Linked DNA regions of Mus musculus: regions 1 and 3 are each linked to region 2. A link is a loop called in an ENCODE intact Hi-C map of the cell type or tissue named here. Cell type or tissue: heart. All regions are shown on one strand.

Region 1 (8,000 bases), 71 kb before region 2:
ACTCAGCCACAGACCCTTTGATCTGCCTGCAAGATATACTAGAGCAATGGTGGTACAGAACTTGTGGGAGTAGCCAACAATGTGTGATCCAACTTAAAGTCCACTTCATGAGTTGGTGTGTGACCAAGAACCAAGATTAGATAGCCCAGAGACCTAGCTGAAAAATCAAACACGACTGGTCCTAAAAAAAAGTATCACTAAAACAACTCCTAATGATATCCTGTTATACTCATACATAGATCAATGTCTCATTCAGTCATCGTCAGAGAGGCTCCCTCCAGCAGCAGATGGGAAGAGAAGCAGAGACCCACAGTCAGACATTATAGGGAGAGAGAGTCTAAATGAGATGTCATCAAATTTCTCCCCTCAGAGCTCAGGGACCAGAGAAGAGGGGCAGAAAGAGTGTTAAGAACCAGAGGGGATGGAGGACACCAGGAGAACAGGGCCCTTTGAGTCAACTAAGCAGGACTCATATGAACTCACAGAGACTGAAGCAGCAAGCACAGGGCCTACATGGATCTGCACAGGGCCTGAGTATAAATTACAGCTTTCAGTTTAGTATTTTTATGGGACTCCTGAGTGTGTGAATGAGTGGGTCTCTGACTCTTGTGTCTGCTCTTGGGGCTCTTTTCCTTCTGTTGGGTTGCCTTGTCCAGCCTCAGTGTGATTGATGGCTTTTGCTTCATCTTATTATTTTTATTTTGTTATGTTTGGCTGCTATCTCATAGAAGCCTGGTTTTCTGTCTGTCTGTCTGTCTGTCTGTTTGTTTGTTTTTGTTTTCCGAATGAGAGACAGAAAGGGAGTAGATCCAGAGAGGAAGGAGAGTTGGGAGGAGAAACTGTAATCAAGATATATTGTAAGAGAAAAAACATTTTTTCAATAAAAGGAAAAAATGAAGAAGAAGAAGAAAAAAAAAAACAACCTAAACTAAAAGCACCAAACTCAAAATTAAGCCTGTTTTTCTTCACTTTCCCTAAAGAATTCACATTCTATCAGAGCTTGTACTACCTCAAGTTGAATTCAACTAAAACACCTGGTGTGATAAGGCATGTCTGAGTCACAGCACTTGAGAGATAAATTAAAACTCAAATCACAAAAGAGGATTTTTCAAGTTTAGTATGTATTTGCCCTTTAAAATATCATTATTTTCATCACCACAAGATTATTCAAACAATAAAGGCCACTCCCTCCAACAGTTTTCAGCCTCCAAAACTTTGCCCCTTTGCCTATGTGAAAGCTGGGAGCAGCTCCCAGCTTTAGTTTGATTACAGACAGAACAAAGTCCAGCAATGATTATAACTATGCTGGTCCAACAGGCAGGCAGGAAGAAGGAAAAAAGATGCAAATAGGGAATCAAAATATAGGGAGGTACAGGAGTCTTCGTAGAAAAACCACCTGTGGGAGTGGGTAAATTCTGATCAAGCCTTGCAATGTGACTCAGATAAATCACCCATGTCTGCAACGAACATGACAAGAGCCACTACGTAATACAATGTCTTCTACTTATAATTTATTATGACAACACAATTTCCCAGGAGTGTACCAATGTCCTTCAGATCAGACGTGCTTAGTGTTACTCTGGCAGCAGGAGCCAGTGCGGGGTAGACACAAGAACAAACACCTGGTGTGATAAGGCATGTCTGAGTCACAGCACTTGAGAACCCAAGTCAGGAGGACTGAAAGGTCCAGGCCAGCCTAGAAAACAAGTTAAAGACCCTGCATCAAAATAACTAAAGAAAACAGAAGAACACAGACTTTTGAACAAGCTGCACTGCACTTTACACTCAAGAAAAGCCAACTGTTTGTCTGAGTGCCTGTCCATGGTTCAAGCATCCCATCTTTCTGAACTTCAGTTATAGCACTGAAAAAAAGGGCAAATAATGACTTTCATGTGAAGAAAATAAGTGAGACTCTAGCCCTCAAATACTGTCCATTTCCATCTGAAAGAAGGGTAAATCACAGAATAAACTGAACCAAGTAACAGAATGCATCCCAGATATAATCATGTCTGGCATATAGCTGTCTCTGGTAAATGCTAATTCCTTTTTAATTTACTCATCAACACAAGAAATCCATACATTGGTTTCCTACTTAACAGTTTTATAGTTGCTCTACTTTTGTTTTTATCAGACAAGGTCTTTTGCAGTTGGCTGACCTCAAATTCACTATTTAGCCAAGACTGACCTTGAACTCCTGATCCCTCTGCCCCCACCTCCCACATGCTGGGATTATAGGTGTGTGTTAATGACGCCTGGCTTGTAACTGATGTTCTTGATAATTTAACTTTTTGTGCTCATAAAATAAATTCTATAAAATCCTTTTGGCAGTAATAATGGTACTGTAAGTGATGGGGCTCCCTGTCCCCCATTCCTTCACAGCATTGCTCACAACAGCCACTCAAAGACGTTCTGCAACCACATGGTGAACACCATGTCTGGTATCTATCCATTTGTCACTAGTGATTTTGTTACAGTCAAAGACCACACAACAACAACAGACTGAGTAGCCCTTACCTGAAACCCATGGGACCAGAAATTATTTAGATGCTGGAAGTTTTCAGATTTTGGGGTGACTTAATTGAAGAGTTAATGTCAAGCATTTCTAACATAAAAACCTGAAATACAAACAGTGTGAAATCCAACACTTTTGTCACTTAGGAAAGTTTTGGATTTCAGAGCATAACAAATTTCTGTATTAGGAATGCTCAACCTATGTACTGACACTAGGGCCACTGGAGTTCAGAATTTGCTTGAGACATTTGCCAGTTAGCATACGGGGAAAGTGACCAGAGATTCTAGTAAGGGATGGCAGACAACTCAGCTTCTGGAAGCCAATATATCCAACAGTATGTCACAGCCAACCAGAGAGTGGCACACCCAGCACATCTACTAGCTTCTTGCCTTAGGAAGCTGATGTTCAGGACACATTGTCATACTGGCAGTGGCTGGGTATTCTCTGTCAAGTATACCCTAGAAATGTGGACAAACCATTTTCTATTCTTATAAAGCAGATGTAATTATTTGAACAAATGCACAATGTCTGGTTGGTTCCTCTTCAACTCTCACTAAGCCTATCTCAAAATGTTACTTTTTCCTACTCTGTGGCTATGTAGAAGGCACTAGGGTCAACAGGAATGAACAACATAGGGTAGTTCTTATCTAGCTGGAGTCTGAAGTCCAGCAAAGAGTCAATAGCACATAAAAATTACCAAATAATGTGGCATTGAAACAGGTGAAACAGATGCCCAGCAAGCATACCACTAGGACAAAGAGGGGAGATAGATACCCATGGCTATAGGGGTGGGACAATACAGGGAAGCCTTTGACTGAAGGATGAGTGTTAGTCAAGATGCTGGGTGGTTATTGTTAGCTCAGAGTCTCCAAATAAAATTTCCAGTATTTACTGGCTTCAGATGGGGAATGTTCTAGAGAAGGCTGCTAAGATCATTTGATGTCGTCTTCCTATTGCTACCTTCCCATGGACCATGTCCCTCTTCAAACATGACAGCACTAGTCTGTAGGGCAGAGGGTCCTCTCCCCTAACAAGACCCTGGCCAAGGCCAATAAAGAGTCATCCCATGACTCCTTTTCAAGCTTTGACAGACAGAACTGGAGCTCTCAAAAGTTCTTACTAGATAAAGAAGAAACTTTTATTTGTTTTGGTTTTGATATTTTTTTGATGTAAGATCTTGCATATCCCAGGATGGTCTGCTTTAGCGTTCTGAGTGCTGGAATCACAGACATAAGCCACCACACCTGGCTTGATCCTGTACTTAAAAAAAATTAACCTTTGCAGGGTTTTGGTTTTGGTTTTGGTTCTGTACCACACACTGCCATCCACTAATGACCACCACAGACAGACGTCAGTCCAGCTCACCACTTCACACAGAAGGGTGAATTCTACCACTGAGCCACATTCCTAATCCCAACTTGGTCTGCTTATTTTCCAGTGCTGGAGAGCCAATCTTGGGCCTTTTGCATGCTAAGGACATGGTTTGTAAGTTCACTAGTTTAAATAAAAGGTTCAGTACAAAAAAAAAAAAAATCCACCAATTAACTTTGCAAACTAGCTTTTAGAGAAAAATGCCCTCTATTGTTGAAGTCTGGCCTGCTTACTCAGGGACTTCTCAGAGAAGGTTCAGGAAAATGAGGCCAAACTGCAGAGTTCCTCACTTAGCAAGCACTTCAGTTACAGGAAACAGACCAGGAGAAAGACTTCAATTAGAAGAAATCTTTTAACATAAATAAATGAGCTTGGAGTTAAGCTAAGTTAAAATACACGCACACCTCAAATGGGTTTTAAGCGAGGCTGTAACGTTATAACTCGTTGATTAGAGTTAAACAGCAATAATAACCACGGATAGAATCAAAGGGATGGATCGCCAAAGTTCCAGGCGTTTTACTACTGGTTCCAAAGGAAATCCAGATGTGAAACGGACCAACAGAAGTTGGTTTAGGATTCTTTTTCAGGTTTTGGACTCTTCACACATAAGTGACTCCTAAAGTAAAATTAAAAAAACATTTCTTTTGAAAACCGCTAGCCACATTCCCTTAGGATCTTAAGCTACCTGTTGGAGCTGTCTGTCCCGCGAGAGCAAGCATCAGCTCCGCTCCGGTAGCAGTCACAGCACGGGCCGCCCGGGCAGCTTTCCGGGGTGGGGGTGGGGGGTCAAATGCGCGCTCCGCCCAGCGCGTTCCGCCAGGCAGACCCATACGCCGGGACGCTAGCGGACATTCGCTGGCTGGTGACAGAGTCCCTAAGCCGCCCCCAGGCTCCCAGTCCCAGCCCGCCTCGGCGCCTCACCTGCAGCGGTCGGGGGAATCACGAGGAGCGCGCCCGGACCACGGAGCGGAAATGCCCAGCTGGGCGGGTGTCGCAACCAAACCGCCCCGGGCGGCGCTCCTGCTGGTCTCTCGCCGCTCCGCCCGCCCCGGCAGCGCCACGGAGCGCACCTGGCAGCGCGCACGCCACTCCCCATGTGCCGGAACCGCGCAGGTAAGAACCCGAAGCCACATTCCTCCGAAATGCAAGCAAGCAAGCTCCCCACCACCACTCCCACCACCAGACACGGGCTCGACTGCTCCCACCAGGTTCAGCTCTACATCACACATGCTTTGACTCCACGTTAGACCCAAACACGCCTAAGATTCACTACTTCAGAGAGACTCACCCCTTCACATAGACACTGAGGTGATGCTAAACTCAGATCTGAGGAAGGCTCCACAGGACAATTAAGGCATCGCATCTGCTCGTACATATCCCTACGGGATACAGGTAACTGTAGCAATTCTGCCTACTTACCAACTCTTTTTAAAATAAAACTTGTTTAGGAGCTAATGGAAGAACTAGCTTTCCCCTACATCCTACCCTTAGGACATAAGATGTATGAGAACCAAAAGCTGAGGGCAATTTTTTCTCTAGAGATCTTTATCATGGAAGGATGTTCCTATGGCAGAATGCAGGCAGGCGTGATGCTGGAGAGTTCTATATGTCCCTATCGGGATGTGAAAGCAACGTCACAGAGATGGTGAGACTAGAGACCCATTGTCTCCTCATCGAGACCCAAATTAACTATATGACTACTGCTTTTCCTTTCATCATTTCCCATCCCTTTGACTTTGTGTATGTGGAGTACTTGAAATCGTGTTATATTCTTGGTTTTCACGTAGCATCAAATGATGCTGAAGTGGTTGTATTTTAAATAGATGTCCAAGTCTACAAGAACCCTGAACAATCATCACATTTATAAACCACCAATTTTATAGAAAGAGGACCATGAGAAGGAAAATGGGGTCTTAAAGGAGGGCCTGGGAAGGGGAGAAACAGGGAGTAATAGGATTACACATGACATCAAAGATGGGCAGGGATGAGGGAAGGAGGCATGGAGAGAAGAACAAAGCAGTACTACGAAAGTCTCAGAGCCACTCATAATGCGGCAAGCTAATTTACAAAACTAAATCGTTGAAGAAGAAGGTTAAGGGTCTAAGTATGCTTGAAGTTACTCCTTTACCACAATCTCATTTTACAGTGGAGAAATCAATAAAACCAGTAGTGGTCCCATTGTATTTACTGGAAGCAACTGGGGCACAAAGTAAATAAGCAACTAATCCCAGGTTCCAGGTAAATATGGTAAAATCAGATTCATCTGTCTTTGATAGTCACTGAACCTTTAAAAATGACTTATGATATCTTAGTTAGGGTTTCTATCGCTGTGAAGAGACACCATGACCACAGCAACTCTTATAAAGGGAACCATCTAACTGGAGCTGGCTTATATTTTAGAGTTTAGTCCATTATTGTTATGGTGAGAAGCATGGCAGCATGAAAGCAGACATGATGTTAGGTAGCCGAGAGTTGTACATCCAGATAATCAGACAGCAGGAAGAGAGAGAGATACTGAAAGCCCAGCCCCTGTGACACACATCCTCCAACAAGGGCCACCTCCAATAATGCCACTCTGTGTCTATGGGGGTCATTTTCATTCAAACCACCACACAAGCAAGAAAGCTGACCCTGAGATTCATGGTCTTGTTCCAAAGTTCTTCCAACCTTATCACCTTGTTTGCTGAAAAGTAAATTCTACCATGCAACTACTTTTATCTATCTATCTATCTATCTATCTATCTATCTATCTATCTATCTATCTATCTAACTAGTGTATATGAGTATACTGTCACTATCTAAAGATGCATCACGAGAGGGTATCAGATCCCATTATAGATGGTTGTGAGCCACCATGTGGTCACTGGGAATTGAACTCAGAACCTCTGGAAGAGCAGTGGAAGCTTTTAACTGCTGAGCCATTTCTCCAGCCCTCCATACATACTTTATCAGAATGTTTTTAGAATTTTTTAAAATGTGTTTTGCTCTTATGTCTATGTATTACTTAAACTTCCTCATACTTCTGTGAAAAGTTTTATTTCCCATTTTACTAATGAAAGCTTGGTAGACGCAAAGAATCATCTTAGCATCTCATAAAAACAAGCAAAACAAACAAACAAAACCCCTCACCTTAACAAAGTCCAAGTATCTCAACGAGGCAATTCTTTTTGTAAAATGGGTGCACCAAGAACCAAACTAAGCTACTAAGCACACTAGGGCCAAGATGGCTCCCATTCATTATTTCAGGCGTAGGTGATGACTGAGTCTCATCCCATTGTTGAGAGAGAAGTCTCACACTCTGATATGATTGGCTAATCTCACAGTGGTGTTACTGAGAGTTTGCTACTGAGTTACCTTTGTAGAGCTGCAATCACAAGTTACCACAAACGGGTTGGAAATTTAGAATTTTAAAGTTGGAGGTAACCAGAATATATAAAAGTGGAAGTCTGTGATATCATTTGAAGTTTAGTGCTGTGTATGGGACCAAGTTGGGGAAAGGAATGGCATGTTTCCTGATGTCAGTCAGTTGGTGCAAGTGTAACAGTGAGGGAATGCTCCAATGGCATGACACTTGCTAGGCAGGGTATTTAGCATAGCCTTTGTTATGATTCTGACCAAAGGGTAGTCCAGAAGTGGATAAACACTATTGCAGATGTGTATGGCAAATTACATTTCCAAAGGTAGCCCTGACAAACATTTCTCTCCATTGACAAACTTTGTTTTCTCATCCCCACCAGGTAGGGGTGATGGAACAGGAAGGCAAGAACCAGGCTGGGTAGACCCACAGACCTGGCTAAGCTCCCAAGGAAATCTAGGTCGGCCTTGAATTGGACCAGGCTTAGAGATGTTGGGATATCCCCATGCCTGCCACCATGAGACCTATTCCCCTTCCTCACTCCCTTTACTAAATATCACTAAGTAGCTTAGGTTGACTTGGAACTTGCTATGTAGTCCAGTATGACCTCAAGCTCACCATTCTCCTGCTGTGTATCTCCACATCCAGCATTGTATATCTTCCTTAAAAATCTAAAGTCCTTACATTATATCATAACAAATTCAACATCATCTGTAGTATTTAATTTAAACTCAGGACTCGTGCAATTTTTGCTTAGATTCA
Region 2 (8,000 bases):
CTGAGTCCCTGGGGTTTAATGGATGTTTGGAGGAGGCTGGCTATCACTATACTTTCTGTGAGGTTGAACAGTCTTTGGAATATCTCCTTTAGTACTAGCTTTTGCTGTAAAAGCTCTGGTCCTCCCTATTAAGAAGACAGCCTCCATTCATCTTTCATACCAGTGAAAGAAAATCCCAGTCCCTTGACTGGGATGCAGCCTGAGTATATTTGGTTCCAGATCTTCAAGTAAATACATAAATCAACAAGTCAACCAAATAGGAATCTCAGGCCGCAGACATTTCTTTTAAAGGGCTTTTGTCCGGATAATCACCTTTTACAGGGTGACGGGCAGCAGGGAACACCTTTCCATGGCAGCACTGATCCTTTCCAGAGGCAGAGTCCATTTACAATACAGACACAAAAGCCTTGACTCTTCTTCTGCTTGTCCCCTGAGCATCACTGCCTGATGTAAGGCCTGCTCTTAGCAAGTGCTGGGGGAATAATCCACCCACTTTCTCTAGCTTTCTTCTTTCCACTGAAAAATGTAAACCACTGTTTAAATTCTAACTGTAGTCAGGTCATCACAAACACCTTGATTGCTATTTTACATTCTAGCAAAGAAATTACTCCTGCTACTTCAAATTTTAGAAAAAGAAGACACCATGACTTTAAAAAGCAAAGGTCTAAATGTATTCTTTGATTTGGAAAATTAATGTTCAGGAAAACAAATGGTTTATGCCAATTTTAAATGTATAACAGAGTACGTGAGATCTACAAAAGGCCATATAACTAGTTCTGATATTCTCAGGCTGAGCCGTAAACATTTGAATATGTAATCAGTTTGTTAGGAAGTTCAAATAGCTGTATGATTACTGATTGATGAAGTAATCTGTGTTCTTAAATTAGCCACTGTCCTCCCCTGACTACTCATTCACAGCCCAAGCCAATCATTTTGGTTTTGAAGCAACAACACACATCTATGTAGGATGGGCTGTGGGTCTCCAACATCTGCGGTGCCCTGGTGGACCAGGTTCTCATTTCTGGGATGTCAACTGAATGAATGAGTTGATGTCAAATTGATCTCTTTCCCCTGTGGGGACCAAAACCATAGAACACTATGGTGCAGGCATTCTATCCTCCACCCTTATGCCCAGTCTTCACTGGCTCTTGCCATCTCATGGAAGCATCTCTGCTCTGTCAGGGGACTTCCCCTAAGTCCAATGCCTTTGCTGCTTTGTTGCAGTGAAAATATTCAAATGCTCCCATTTGTTTAAAAGGCTTGTCTTTGCACATATAGCCAAACAGTCCAGAACATGCCTTTTATCAGAAAATGCAAAAAAGTCATAATGCATTAGAAAGCCATGTGATGTTCTCAGAATCCACTCCAGCAGTCCATAGCAATGATTCTGGAGACAGATGCACATGAACTGGTGGCTACATTTCCTTGAGCTACATTGTTTCCCTAAGGAACAGTCTTTAGGCTGTGGTAAGGACTGAGTGAAGCAATACAAGCAGTTAGTTAGTCTCTACTGTTTTGACCAATTCACAGTTCCTGATCACCTGCCTTAATGCTCATGGTGCGGTTTAACATCCAGCACTGCCCACCAGGTGACAGGGTGTACCAAATAAGAGGAACCCTTCTTTTGGGCAGATCTACAGCATACGACTTCCCAGGCAAGGAGACTTTGCATCCTATACAAATTTCACACCACACAAATAACCCTGATTCCAACTCTCCTTCCTCCAATAGGAAATGACCCTTGTTCTACAAATAAGGCCTGGTGCATGGGTAGATGAAACCATGCCCCACAAGGTGGCAGAGATCTTCATATCCCTGTCAGGGTATAGGAAAGAATACTTTGTTTCTGACTAAGCAACATGTCTTAATGGTCTTCTCCAGGTTATACCCTGACTGGGAGCCATGGCTCCTCAGCCACAGCCTGGATGGTAGCTCACTGTAAGGAGGTGCTAAACAGGATGTGCACAGTGGCTCCAGTTCCAGCAATGACCCATCTACACTGAACCTATTACTAGTAGTCTGAAGAGACAGTCACAGTAACAAAGCTTGTGTTCTGGTGTCTCCTGAACTCTCTGAACTGGCTCCTTAGAGAGGTTCAATGTGGAACAAACCAGTAGTCTCCATCCCCAATACTCAAACTCTTAATATTAAGCCTCGGTTTTATAGGGGGTTAAAATATATTCATCTGTCAATAATCAAAAGGTCAAAAAGACCTCAAACAATATCTCCCCAGAGGCTAAATGGCACTGAGCTGTGAACTGTAAGCTTCCGATAACAATGGTCACAGCAGCCCTGGCTGCAATGAGGCAGAGTGACCCAACCTAATTGATTCACCCCGGGAAAACGGGGAACCGGCTGCAGCCACCTAACTGGAGACTCTTCCACAGGCATGGAGAGCCTCTTGTCCTTTACATTAAGGGCAATGCATCCAGGGCCAGTTGCCCTTCAGGATGGAGGGCAACCTTGCCTCTAGAAATCAGATTAAATAATGTGATAGTTTCTGACCACCCGTATCTGGCACGATGCAGAGAGAGCTAGCACACATTGTGCTAGAGGCAAAGGAGCCAGCCATCCTCTGTAGTGATGGGCCAAAAGCAGAGTAAGGTGAATCCTGTTGTGACCCATCTTCCTAATTCAAGAAGTGGCTGCCCATCTGAGGTTTCACATTCAGAATTTCTGCCTCAGAAAGTTTCCACTTTGCTAGCATGTAACCATTTTCCCACCCAGGTGGGCGAGCATACCTCACTTTGCCCCAGTTCCACCTATAGTGCACAGCTTTCGGGGGATGCAGGTACAAGGGGCAAAAATGGTTCCAGTCAATCCTTACTATAATTCTCCCCATCCATCTGTTCACGGGGAGAGAGCAAAGTGTGGATGATTCAGTGGAGATATCTGTCCTCTAACTCCTCCTTTCTTTTGTGTGTAGTTATAAAAAGAAAGAAAACACAAACAGCCCACAGTCACAACATCAACAACCCAGACTCCCCGTGGAGTTCGCAGGAGGTGAGGCGGTTGCTACACCACCTGCTTGGCTCCCCCAACTCCTGGCAGCCGTTCCAGGCTCCCAGGCCAGTGGTACCAGCTTTGCTCCACAGTTGAGCGTAGAGTAACTGGCACTCCTGGCTCTGCTGGGTGGCTCTCCGTGTAACCCTGGGCGGGCGGCCAAGCTACCCGGCTGTGTCCAGCCGTCGCCCGTGCCTTGGCCAGCTGGCGACCAGGCGCGGGGACCCCGCGGCCAGGTGGCCGCTGCACCCGGTGGACTCCCGGGTTACAAAGCTGTTGCACGGCTGGGTCAGACAGTAGCAGGCAAGGGTCTGGCTCGGCGACCTCGGCCGTAGCAGGGCAGTGCCGGAGCTTGAGCTCGGGGCGCGCACCCTTACCGCGCGCTCTTTGTCCGGGGTGCGGCTTCTACCCAGGCGCAGACCGCCCGGGGCGGCGTCCGCGGGAGGCAGCTCGAGTGTCGGAGCTAACTCTAGTAGAGGTGCAGAGCTCGGGCGCCGCCCCCGGGCCCCAGCGCAGGGCTGGCGGCTCAGCTGAGAGCCCGGGAGCCCGCGCCCAACTCCGAGCGCCCTGCAGCTGCGCTCGGCCCTCAGCGGGCCGCCCCGCGCTTTACCTGCAAGGAGCACGAGCCGCGATCTCATCTCCCCTCCCGCGTGCTTAAACTCCGGCGGCTCCCCAGCCCGCCGCCGCCAGGGGAGGGGCTGCCCTCCCACTCCCACCCCGCCGCGTCCCGCCCCCCGCCGCGCCGCTTCCCACTCGCGGCTGCCCGCTCCCGTCTAGTCCCGCCTCCCGCCGCGGGACCATCGGTTGCCCTTTCCATCACTCACGCTCTCCTCTTCCGCTTATTGGTCCGTGTCGGAGTGACGTCGGAACAGAGCGCTCGCCACGAAGGAGGCGCAGGGGCAGACAGGCTTTGCTGGGAAGAGAAAGCGCAGCTGGGACGCGAAGCAGCAGCGGCGGTTCCCGGGCCTGGCCGCTGTTCCCTGCGGATCCGTGCGTTCTAAGCCTATTCCTGGCTTGTCTCGCACGTTCCGCCGAGGGCTGTGGAATCCCTGCAGAAAATCTCAACTCCACGCTTCTTTCTGTCTGAAGTTGTTGAAGAAATGTCCCCACTTTCTCCCTTTGAAACGGGAAGTGACTTCCTCCTCCTAAGGCCGTGCAACCTCAGGACTGCGCCTCCTTTGGAGCAGTGCCATACAGTCACGACCACTAGGTGCTACACCTCCCTCCTGATGGGAAGGTCACCCACTCAGTTTCCACTCCTAGTACTTATTTGTGCTGCCACCTTCAAGAGAAAAAACCTTTGTACTTTCCACTACCAGACTTACAGACCTCAAACCTCAATGACCTCCGACCCTCCTCAAAGCATCAGTCTCTGATCTGTCTCCCTCTTTGGAGTGGAGTCCGCATCCTCAGCACCAAGTGACTTCCAAGCTTTCCTCTGCTCTATGTGTCACCCTGCCTTTCGCTGCCCTTCATCGCTGAAGCAGAGTGCTTCTCCCCTCCCCCACCCCCACCTCCACCCCCAACCACAGCTGTTTCCAACTTCATTCATTTGGCTTTCATTCAGGGAAACTGCATTTGCCAGTCACCTCTGCTGTCTTCTGCCCTTACTAAGGCCAGAGGACATTTTGCTTCCCAATGCTACCTCATCTCACAATTTCCTCCTCCTTAAAATGCCCTCTTCTTTATGCCTATTGCCTTTTCTCTCTCCTGTCCCCCTCCCCCACCCCACCCCCAAGTCTATTTGACTGGCTTGCCTGCCCTGAATGATCGCTAAGAGTTTTAAAAGCCTCATCCTTTTCTCCTACTCCACAAATTTCCCTGTATGATTTAATCTGCTGCCAACACTCCAATCAATACATTTCAGATTTACACTTCTTTTCCTTGCTTTCTCGGAGTTCAAACCTATTTATCTAGTTCCCCACTTAGCTTCTCCCCTTGTATATGCCACCACATCTCAAATAGTAAGACATCCGTCATGCTTTCTCTGCCTTCCTTCTGGTGGTCTGTGACAGCCAGAGTATCACAAACCAAAGTCGGCTTTAGTCCTGGCATCTAATGAATGGTCAAGGTCCTGATTTATAAGTGCCTCTACCTTTATATGCCTCCTCCACCAACTGACTGATTGTTAGGAATATAAGTTTAAAGAAATTGTGTAACTTAGTAACAATTTTGTGCGACTTGCAATAATGCAATGTATGTGAGATAGAAATTGCCCACCAAGAGGCAGGCGGATTTCTGAGTTCGAAGCCAGCCTGGTTTACAAAGTGAGTTCCAGGACGGCCAGGGCTATACAGAGAAATCAATATCTCTAAAAACCAACAACAACAAAAACAAACAAACAAAAAAAGCAAGCAAACAAACAAGCAAAAAGAAACTGGCCACCAGGCAGCTCTGATAGGAGCCAGGCCACAATTACAAGCTCCAGGCTGGCCACCTGGCAGCTTGAATACAAGTCAAGTCCAGGACAGGTTTTACTAAGCTAATGAAATACTCCCCAAGGTAGACACTTCCTATGCTGGTCAACTAGTCACAATCTGTGAACCCTGATAGCACAAATCTACCATCTAATGAAGTAATACATAAATTGAAAGATTGGGAGTGGTCTCTACTCTAGGATCAAACTGTCCTGCTCCAGAGACAAGGCTTCTCTAACCTCAGTGTGGATTCCCATCAGCAAGAAGACTTGAGACTGTGTATGGCCCTGGCCTCAGTGACCATTGAACTTCTGGCACTGTGTGTCACTGGGCCCACACAGGCCTACCTGTGATGGCTCCTGGCCTATGCTCACAAGGACCTCCTAGGATCTCCTTCAGTGCCATCCCCAGCCTGCCACAGTTGAAGGACTTCATGGAGGATGAAGATCAAGCCTATGAGAAGATTTCCCTGTGAATCCGTCCCTGTACATGGTGTTTCTGCCCAAACAACTGCTCCTGCTCCATGATATGTCTAAGCGTGATATTATATTAGCATGGTATTATAATGAATGTTTGTATGAGTAAACAAAACATATTTGAAAGACAAATTTATGTAGACATCCTAATTGCCAAGTGCCTTTCAGCCCCATAGGCCATACCCTCCACACTACTACATGTACAAGTTAAGTAAACATTAGATTTGAAATTAATGTTTAATAGAGAATTTAAAATACTTTAAAGCCTTATAAATCATCAATTTTTACATCTTGGACTGAAGCTGATTTGTTTACAGCTTGGGGAGTGGTTATCAATTTTGGGTTTTAGGACATTTTAGACCAAAGCTGATTTGGTTATAGTTTAGGGAATGGTTATAGTGTTTGGCATTTAACATGTTGAGCTCTGAAATGTTTACATTTTAGGTGGATTCAGTTAGTGTGACTAGGGGTTTTTGTTGTTGTTGTTGTTGTTGTTAGCATTGTCTAAACTCCACCCCCACAGTTACCTGGCAACAGCCAGGTATGCTCCTCCCCACAGTTACCTAGCAAAAAGTCAGGTAGGCCTGACCCACTATAAAAAAGGATGCTTGCCCCCTCCTCCCTCTCTTGATCTCTTACCTCTCTCTTGTTCTTGCTCCCCCTTTCCCCATTCTCTTCCCTTTCCCCTCTCTCCACGTGCTCATGGCCATGGCCAGCCTCTGCCTTTCTCTGCCTCTACTACCCTCTTAACTCTCCTCCCCATGCCCTGAATAAACTCTATACTATACTTTCATGTGGCCAGTCCCTCAGGGGGAAGGGAAGCCTCAGCATGGGTCCGTTGAGACATTCCCGACCCCCCCCCAATACATCACCCCCACACCCTCTCCCCAGCATAGAACATAACCCCCTCTCTGTTTATCTTTTTATAAACACATCATTTTTAAAGTCTTAATGAGATCCCCTTGACCCAAAGGAGAAGATAAGGAACTCGGAGCCTCTTTGACTTAAAAACAAAACCAAACCAAACAAAAACAAAACCAAAACCAAAACCAAAACCAAGATTATTTATAACTGTGTAGGTGCAGGTGCCCACAGAGCCCTAAAAGGGTGTCAGATCTCCTGGAGCTGGAGTTCTGGACATTTGTTTCCACTGCAAATGTAATACAGGCTCTTAACCACCTCTCCAGTCTCACAAGTTCCCTTTTTGCTTTTCACCCTAGCTCACTCGACAAAAGTTCCACTTAAGAGTGTATAGTGGGTAGCAGCACCCACCCTTGAAGTCCACCTAGCAAAGATTAAAGAGTGGCAAGAGATCTCCACACCTGTTCTCAAACATGTACATTCCAGAAAGAGAGACAAAACACGCAAACTTGTACTCATAAGGCTAAACAATTAAATGGTGAGTACCTAGAAAGTACTAGAAACTGCTAGAAAGGAAGTGCAGATGACAGAGGGGTCATTGTCTAAAAGTGCCATAAAATAGAGCAGTCTCAGAAGTGCTTTTTAAAGAAAGCTAAATATTGTTATGAACCATGTACTCAGGAACTTCGTCCAGCAAAAAATACCCTTTCTTTCATGTCATAGATGTGTAGCATGCTCCACACAGTCACTAATGAACTCAGGGCCTTTTACCCATGCTGTGGCTCCAGTCTTTGCCTTCAAGCCCTGGCTTTCCAGTTTCTACACACTATGTGGAGAAGATGGGAAGTGCCTGGAAGTGATATACATTCCCAATCCATTGGAGTAAGCCAGCCATGCTGCAAGTGGGCAGGAGGATGCAGTTCAGTCCTGTGACCAGAAACAAATGCAGTCAGAGGTAAGTGATCTAACTGGAGAGACTGGTAGGGTCAACATTGTAGCCAAAGCTAAACATACCAAAAACAAAACAAAAACAAACAAAACAAAACAAAAACCTGGCACAGACAAAAGTTCCGTGTTTTCTTTTTTTTCAGACAAAAGAAAGCTCTGTGTTTAGAGAATGTAGGACAGCACAGACACATACAGAAAATGGGCTGGAAAGGTTGGAAGCTTCTAAATTGAAGCATCAGGAATGTTATAATTAGAAACTAGGCACTTTAACCAATAGATGGTCCCTGAAATTTCC
Region 3 (8,000 bases), 500 kb before region 2:
CCTTCTTATTTGCGGGAGCATGGGAGCAAAATAGATGCTCCACAGGGTCAAGGTAGTGCAATTGCTTTTTAAATCTATTGGGGAGCTCGCTGTAAGTCTATGACGCCATTGTTAGTTTTCTGCAGAAAAATACAACGTGCAGGGGGTCTGGGCTAGAAAGACCATCCCCCAAAAGTGCTTTCCTACTCTACCCTAGAACCGATGGAGGCCCTGGGAAAGGCTTTCCAGCAAAATGGCTTCTAGCCCCTCTAGGCTTTGTCCACAGGAGTTATCAGCCCGTCGGCTTGGTCCAGTTTCTCTGTTTGGCTTTTCTCTTGGCCCTCCGAATTTCCGGAGGCTAATGAGAGAAGAGGGAGATAGTATATGTGCGAAGAGTGCCAAAGATGCCAGAATCGCTGTACTTAAAGGGTGTAGCAGTTTGGCGCCTGAGTCGGAGAGCCTGGCGGTGATGAGGTTGAGAGTGGGGATTAGGTGGGTGAGTGGAGATGTCCGAGCCCTCCCTCCCTCCCTCCCCGTCACCCCAACTCAGAATAGGCCTGAAAGCTAACCTGCCCTTGCCTTCACTCCAGAGCCTCATAGCTGAAGCTGGTCCTGGCCTCCCTCAGGGCCCAAGAGCTTCGCTGTGGGTTCGCTGCGGCGTCAGGACTGGTGTCTCTGCTTGCCACACCGCTGTCAACTTGAACTTCTGTGAACAGAAGCCTGCTCCCTTCGCGCTCAACTCCATTCACCACAGAATAAGTCCCTCTCACCACGAGATTCGCTTTATCCGGAGGCAGCTGGAGCTCCCTCGGGAGGCCCATCATTATTATTATTAATTATCGTGATCCTCGCTGCATTATTAATGGCCACAAGGATAACGGGCATGGGTATCAGCTTCTCCCAGTTCAGTGATGTCCTCCGAAGTCCCCGGCAGGGAGGAGGTTATTCCCAGCTCAGGGGCCGCGTCAGTTCTGCTTGCGGCAAGGGCGAGGGGAGGCAGTTACAGTCGGGACACTGCGGGACTCCAGTAGAGAAAACGCCACCCTGGTACCCGCACACCATCCTTAACTGCCCGGGACCCCTTTCCTCTCCCCTCTGCCGGCACCTTGGCTCTTCCTCCACCCCACCCCCTATCCCCTTTGTCTCTTTTTCAGACGGATGTTTTCAGTCTCAAGTGTTTTTTTTGTTTTTTGTTTTTTGTTTTTTTTCTTCCGCACAAAATCCTGAGATCAAGAGTAGCTCACAGGCTGGACGGGGGCTCGGGTTTCTCCAGGCACTGTGTTATTTGCTACATCGCTGCATTAGACTAGGAAGGCTTGGGCCATCCAACTTGATCTTGCCTGGGTTGGTGGGTCTAGGGAAAGTATGTCTGAGTACTGTTGAGTTCATTGGTAGCATAGGAGGCTAGAGACAGGCAGAGATTTTACCAAGTATGCATTGGACACTCAGATCCTACTATCCCCTAAATCATGTCAGAAATAATTCCAGGGATGTTAGGCCCACTTCCAAAGTTTAGGAAATAAAGGCCTCAGAATAACAAACACTTCACTAAGAATTGGTTGAACTTTCAGATAGGTTTTTAATTTTTAAAAATGTTGAAATAGGAACATGCAAGGAAAGCTCCTCTCAGGATCCAAGCAGGGCTCGATAAATACTTGTGGGTTGATTATAATCTGATGCCCCAGAAATTTGCAGCTCCACATCCATACATCCATGAGTACCTCAGCAGACAAGTCAAAATGAAAGGTTTCTATTTTTAACCTGCAGCTCAGAACTAAGACCATAGAAATGTCATTCTCCTTCCCTCCACTCTCTCACTTCCCCCTCCCCTCCGGGGATAGTTGCTGGGCTTTTTTATGGGGGGGGGTGGTCTAGATCTTTCCAGACTAGATCTGAGTGGCCAAGTATCAGAAAACCTCAACCCATTCCGCTGAGTCCCTGAGGAGGGGAAGGCAGCCATGATGATAAGGGTAGGACTTAACAAATGAGACCACCTGTAAAGCCAACTATAGGGCAGCCCAACCCAAGTGTCGGAGTTCATGGTCAAGGCTGGGGGTCACTAGGGGTAAACGGGCCCTTGTCGCCTCTGAATGGCCACTGCGGAAACCTCTGGCAGTGAAATTCCGGGCCAGGGTCCTCCTGCTGCCCCGCCTCTACAAGATGCAAGATGCTAACTTTGGGCACTGAGGTCACTAAGCATGCCCCCAGCCCGCTTTCCTTTTGTTTTCAGGGCAGAGCCGCTTTTGAAGAGGTAACACTTGACCTCTCCTTCAGCTTTCTGCTTCTCTCCCTATTTGGGTCCAGCATCTCTCCAGCCCCACCTGGCTTAACACAGCCTTCAGACAGGCTTTGCGGGAGTCCCTTTACTCTGCCGCTCACCCACACAGACACACCTTTCGCGCTCCCATGCCAATACACATCATCCACTCATATGCTCACCTCCTGTGGCTTCCGAATCTCTCCACCACCGGTTCACTCCCGGGTGGGAAGGACCTGGGGCTGCAGAGATGCGCGTGGGTGGCACAAGACCAGTAAGCGGTTGCTCACTCCCCCTTATTGTCCTTGGAGGGACCACTGCCTGACCTTATAGGTGAGGCCCATTTCTTGAATCTACAGGTTGAGATGAGGACAGCGGCGGGGTGGGTGGGTTGGGGGAGTGGGGGTGGGTGGGTGATGGGGGAATACCTGCAGTTGGCATTCCTAGGCCGGTTACCAGGGGCTGTGATGGGCTAGATTGTCTTACCCACCTGCTGCGCTCTCTACTTTCCTGGTGTGTGTGTGTGTGTGTGTGTGTGTGTGTGTGTGTGTGTGTGTGGTGGCAGGGAGTAGTTTTTCCTCCATCTATTAAGGGGATGGAAAAGCTATGTGCCCACCCAATAACCCTTGCCTTAGTCTCTTCTTCCCCCACTCCCAGTCCCCCAAACCCCAGATGCTAAGTCAGTGGCCCTGGGGAGCAGAATGGAGCAGCGTCTCTACAGAAGGAGGTGGATGGGGATGGTAATAATGTTAACAGCAGCAGCGATAACCTTAGTAGTTGAAGCTTCTCCAAGCTTCTCTCGGAGCTATTTCTCCAAGGCCTGGAGAGGTCTGGAGCACTCCTGACCTGGTACGACTGCAAGTGGGCATTGAGTTCCCTTTGATGGGAGCAAAGGGCTTTTTACTGCTACTTTTCAGTAAAAATCCAAAACCTGTTGCGGTGCCAACAAAACCACTGCCCTAGAGCAGAGCCAGCTTCTGGATGCAGGCAGCCCTGGTGCATACTGCGCTGGATTTTTTTGCTTTGTTTTGTCCTCTGGGCCCAGTGGGCCCACAGCGGTTTGTGTGGTTTCCTGAATCCTTTGGAGTTGGCTACTTCTGTCTGCCCACTGTCTCCAGCCCCCTTTTCCCTGCCTGTCGCCTCCCCCCCCCGCCCCCATCCCACTACTCCCCGCACTTCTATGAATGGCGGATTTAATGAGCGCGGGTGCCGCGCTGGCCGGTGGTTCTGAGGATGCTCTGACCTGTAGGGAGGGCGCGAAAGGTCAGACTCACGCAGGGCCGGACTCGGGCTCCTCCCAGGCCCACGCTGCTAGGATATTGATCCTGGGAGAAAGATAAACAGGAGAACTGGACATTCGGCCACGAATACTAATGAGCCAGGGTAGAGGTTTTAATTGCTGTGGACTTCCTTTTTCCAGTTAATCTTTATTGCAAACTTCTCTGGAGTCAGCCTGCCTTTTGTGTATTTCTCGTCCCTTCCTTTTAGTTTCCTGCGAAATGCTTAGGCGAAAGAGACTTGTTCGCTTTACCTTTTCTCCTTCTCAGTGTTCATAAGCGCTGCAAGAGCCGTCAAGAACAGTCCTTGTTCTCAGAGTGGCTCTGCTCACTAATTCTGGAAATGTAGGGGGATCCTATAAAATAAATTGTTTCAATATGGTTTTGCCAAGCCTGTTTCTTGACTTCCTCAATCTTATTGTTTCGAAGACTTGTATGTTCTTGTCCTTAAACTTCCTCTTGACAGTTGCATCTTTTCTCTGGGCACCCAACCTCTTCATAGCTCCTCTCCAAACTGGTGCATTCTATCCCCCAAATGGTCTCATTTCTCAAGCCTGTAGGCTTTGGCTCGGGCTTTATCAACCGCAGTGTCGGAGTTTTCCAGTGAAGCACTGAGTATAGGCAAGCTAATTCACTAGCTCTCATGAATTTAGTGTTTTCTTTGGTACCTATGAGCAATACTGAAACGTGAGACAGGAACCTAGGGGAATTTCAGAGGGACGTCTGTCTTCCTTATTCTCGATGTGTATATGATAATTTAGTTGTAACTGATTTTTTAAACACAAAGGTATTTTGACCCCTCCCTCCAAATTGTATTAATAGATGGGAAATCTCATAAAACAGTTTGGCTGTGTGATTAAAAGAGGAAAAAATGGAAACCCATTTTTGGGGTAGGGTATATTAAAATGTGTTGAAATCTATGCGCGGGGGGGGGGGAAGGATCAACTGTGCTAGAGCAATTTTGAGCATTATTCTAATTCTTAAAGTTTTGGACAAAATAATTTCATATCATTGTAATAGGTCCCAGCAGTGTACTCCCCTGAGGATTTTATTTCACTTACACTTTTTAGTCTAAACTTTTTTTCTTCTCACAATGATTTATTATGTAGGTAATTTTAGGGGATACAGTTTACAGCTTGAATTATTAGACTGAACACCTCTGGCTGACACTACAACGCCTTTTTTTTTCTCTGCCTGCAGCTGTGAGTCACAACCCCATTTTCATACCCAACCTCTGCACATTCCTTCACAATGTATACTTCCTTCTTGCAAAGATCAAACATGCTTTGGTCAAAGTGTTTATTTTAAAATGCAGGAAAATTAAAACTAAACACAGCTCTACTGTAAAATCCCCCAATGTATCATATTTTCCTCCTCCTGTGGCCACACAAAAAAGTAAGAATTTGCACCAGTTTCTGGAATCAAATTTTGAACTGAAGCACAGTCACATATAGACAGAGTTTTTTATTTTATTATGGAAGCATGTCAGAAAACCTCCCACTTTTGTTCATGATTGGATTCTGGTTTGGATGTCTTTAGATTTTACTTACTATTTTTTTAAAAAATCATAAGCTAGAAAATAACATATCATCAAGAAGAAGAAGTTGACAAACCTGTTTTATTCACCAAGCTATATATGCCTCATTCCTAGTTCACTTTCTGTCTTAGTTCTTGCCTTTTAATTATATCTTCCAGGAGGTAACTTTAAGGGAGGAGTATATTTTGAAGTGTTTGCCAAATGAGAAACAAAAGGTCTCTTAGTTACTCAAAGCAAGTCCACAATTTCCAAATATCTCTGTAGGTCTCTGCTGTGTGTACATTTCCTTTTCTTTCAAATTAAGGTGGAGAGAGAGAGAGAGAGAGAGAGAGAGAGAGAGAGAGAGAGAGAGAGAGAGAGAATATGAACCAGTCTCTTTCAGTACTCAAATCATACAGAGTGAGTTTTACCTGTGGGTTTTGGTGGACATGATACCCTTCTGTAGTCTATCTGATTTGCTTTAAGCTCCCGCATATTCCCCAGTGAAGCACACTTAGACCCCAGCTACCTCCTCTCTGCAGCAGTTTACTGGGCTCTTCAACCACACATGTCTTTGAGTGCAGACATTTCTAGGCTGTTTTTAATCAACTTTGGAAGCCGAATCTTTTCCTTCTGAAGACTGTGCCCAGGGGTGGATTCGGCTGAATGTCTGGGCGGCCGGCAGTGGGCTTGGCCACTGTGTTTTGAGACACAACAGCAAAGGATGGCATTGAAATAATCTTGTGTGGCAGACAAGCTTAAAATATATTGATCCCATTCACTCCCCTTACCTCTGAGCTAAAAGGCAAGCAAATTCCAAAAGGAAATTGGACATGATAATTCATTTACTAACTGGAGGCAAACCAAAAATATGTATGTACTTTGAAAACACGTTTTCCAAAATTTTTCACGTTAGATGCTGCTTAGGATGAATGTTAAAACTCTTTTTAGGTATCAGCAATAAGAAAATAACAATAAAAAACATAACTTCTAAAAAAATGGAAAGGTTAACAGAAATCTGTTTATTTGATCTTTTATTCTTTAAGTAGAGACAAATCATAATGCATATTCTTATATTTTTGGTTGTGAGCCTAGCCTTTAACGACTGAGCCATCTCTCCAGCCCCATAATGCATATTCTTAATTGTAGAGAAATAAATAGAAATACTTAGTCTTCATATCCTACTGAAGATCCTTTGTAAGGGTGGAGAGTTGAAGATTTTCAAGATTATGTACAACACAAAGAGTCTGATCATAGTTTACCTTCAAGGCAAGGCTCTTGCTTTTTCTTCCTTTGCTGGGCTTTCAAAGGCTCTGTTTAGTAAATATTTGCTGATTTGAAAAATCTCTTCAAATTAAAATACATCGAATATACATCCCCTGTAAAACTTAACTTTAGCACCCCCAAAATATTTTTTAAAGTTGAAAATCACAGACTTTAAAAAAGTCCTTTTATATTTGGTATATTTGTGTATATGTAAAATAAAAAAGGTCAAACTTAAAAATGTCTACTCTTCTGTCAAACTTATACATTTGAGAAACTCATTTTATAATATGCAATTTGAGGAAGAGGATTTCATTTCCATTTTTGAAATCCAAATAAAATAGCTTTAAAAATTAGATTTGGACACAGTGAGATGGAGCTATCAGTGAAAAGTCTTAAAGTACCACTTATATCTATACTACTATCCAACACACACACACACACACACACACACACACACACACACACACACTTTTAAAGAAAATGTTTCAAATGAAGAGATCAGTTACATTAGTCACCTGACTTCAAATTGCTTTTTGGAAGAATCTAACAAGCTATTTTGTAAAAATAGCAAGAACATTGTCTAAAGTTACAGAATAACATTTTTTAAAATTTTCATGCAATAACTTATTAATTCAGAAATGTAACAAATAAGTTATTTGGGCAAAATATCTCATTTAGTTTTAACTATAGATTTTTACATAGGATGCTATTGTAGCTTATGTCAGTTCTCTCTCTCTCTCTCTCTCTCTCTCTCTCTCTCTCTCTCTCTCTACCTCATGCAGTTGAACTGTTAGCAACCTACCATTCTCTTGTGTTCTCAACAATCTTGCAGCTGAAAAACCAAATATGCAGGCTAGAAAGCACGTGGTTTTCTGCAGATGCCTGGAGGGTGCATAGCACTTTAGCTATCTTTTCTACTAAGTAATTTCAGAGTGAAATTAGCTTCATCATTTGACTCTTTTTTTCCCCTTAAAGTTTGAAGTACAAGAGACAGTAGGCATGTCGCTGAAATGCCACCTATTTCTATGCTTCAAGTTTCACTCTCTGTTCAAAATGCCTTTAAAACAAACTTTAAATTCATTTTTAAGAGAGGATTTTCCAAGAAGTGCTTCCTTTCCTGCTGCTAGGCAGCGCTACTCCCCAACCTCTTGGCTGGAACCCTTGCTTTCGATTTGTTTGTTTCACACATTTCCCTAAAGAACCCGGATCTTTGAGCCGTTTAATTCTGCTTTTAAAATACTATATTTCTGCCCTGCATCCTTCCCCGAAACAAATTGTTATCGAAAATGGATCAGATTTGTTCCAACTGTGGGATCTGGATCAATAGTCACACGATACAAATCTTTAATTTTTTTTTTTTTTTTTTTTGTCGAAGAAACCCACACGTTTTTAATGTAAAGTAGGGCTGTTTGCATCTTCATCAAAAATAAAAAGTCGCAATTATGGCCTGAGTAAGCCTTTCTTTATTATTATTTTTAGCCTGTGTATCATTACCTAACTGGTATGTGTTCTTCTGTCCAGCTCTTGATGATCTAGTTGAATCCTAGACATTGTGCCAAGAAGTGTATTTGAAGCAGATAAGTGCGTATAATACAAATGCGTTTTGTTAGACCTGATGGACGCTATTTTTCTTCTAATAGGTTTGTAGCAAACTAACACAATAACACAATGTATTCCTTTTCAAGGTACATTGTCGAAACAGGTC

What was found. Peaks named below come from ENCODE experiments on the same cell type or tissue, not always from the same donor. Only the 100,000 strongest peaks of a DNase experiment are listed, where the experiment ranks them.
Region 1: it touches region 2 in a loop (5-fold over the local background); 4 of 42 quality-filtered maps call a loop at or near these places.
Region 3: it touches region 2 in a loop (2.7-fold over the local background); 3 of 42 quality-filtered maps call a loop at or near these places.

What each region holds. Positions count from the first base shown.
Region 1 is chr14:122,908,297-122,916,296 of GRCm38, forward strand. Ggact (gamma-glutamylamine cyclotransferase) reads right to left here and starts at 4,869. Exons shown (of 3, transcript NM_145466.2): 1 at 4,805-4,869. Gm46488 (a long non-coding RNA gene) reads right to left here and starts at 2,575. Exons shown (of 2, transcript XR_001781477.2): 1 at 2,515-2,575; 2 at 1,490-1,696. It overlaps 4930594M22Rik (RIKEN cDNA 4930594M22 gene), which reads left to right and starts at 4,734. Exons shown (of 2, transcript NR_155287.1): 1 at 4,734-4,996. In heart, a CTCF peak has its summit at 4,872; a DNase peak (open chromatin) is centred at 4,795; H3K4me3 peaks cover 1,543 bases; H3K27ac peaks cover 1,147 bases.
Region 2 is chr14:122,979,559-122,987,558 of GRCm38, forward strand. Tmtc4 (transmembrane and tetratricopeptide repeat containing 4) reads right to left here and starts at 3,725. Exons shown (of 18, transcript NM_028651.3): 1 at 3,614-3,725. In heart, a CTCF peak has its summit at 3,622; DNase peaks (open chromatin) are centred at 3,193 and 3,843; H3K4me3 peaks cover 2,067 bases; H3K27ac peaks cover 1,866 bases.
Region 3 is chr14:122,481,930-122,489,929 of GRCm38, forward strand. Gm33769 (a long non-coding RNA gene) reads right to left here and starts at 1,061. Exons shown (of 2, transcript XR_383798.4): 1 at 549-1,061. It also overlaps a transcript of Pcca not described here. In heart, no CTCF peak of the experiment used is centred here; no DNase peak of the experiment used is centred here; H3K27me3 peaks cover 5,702 bases.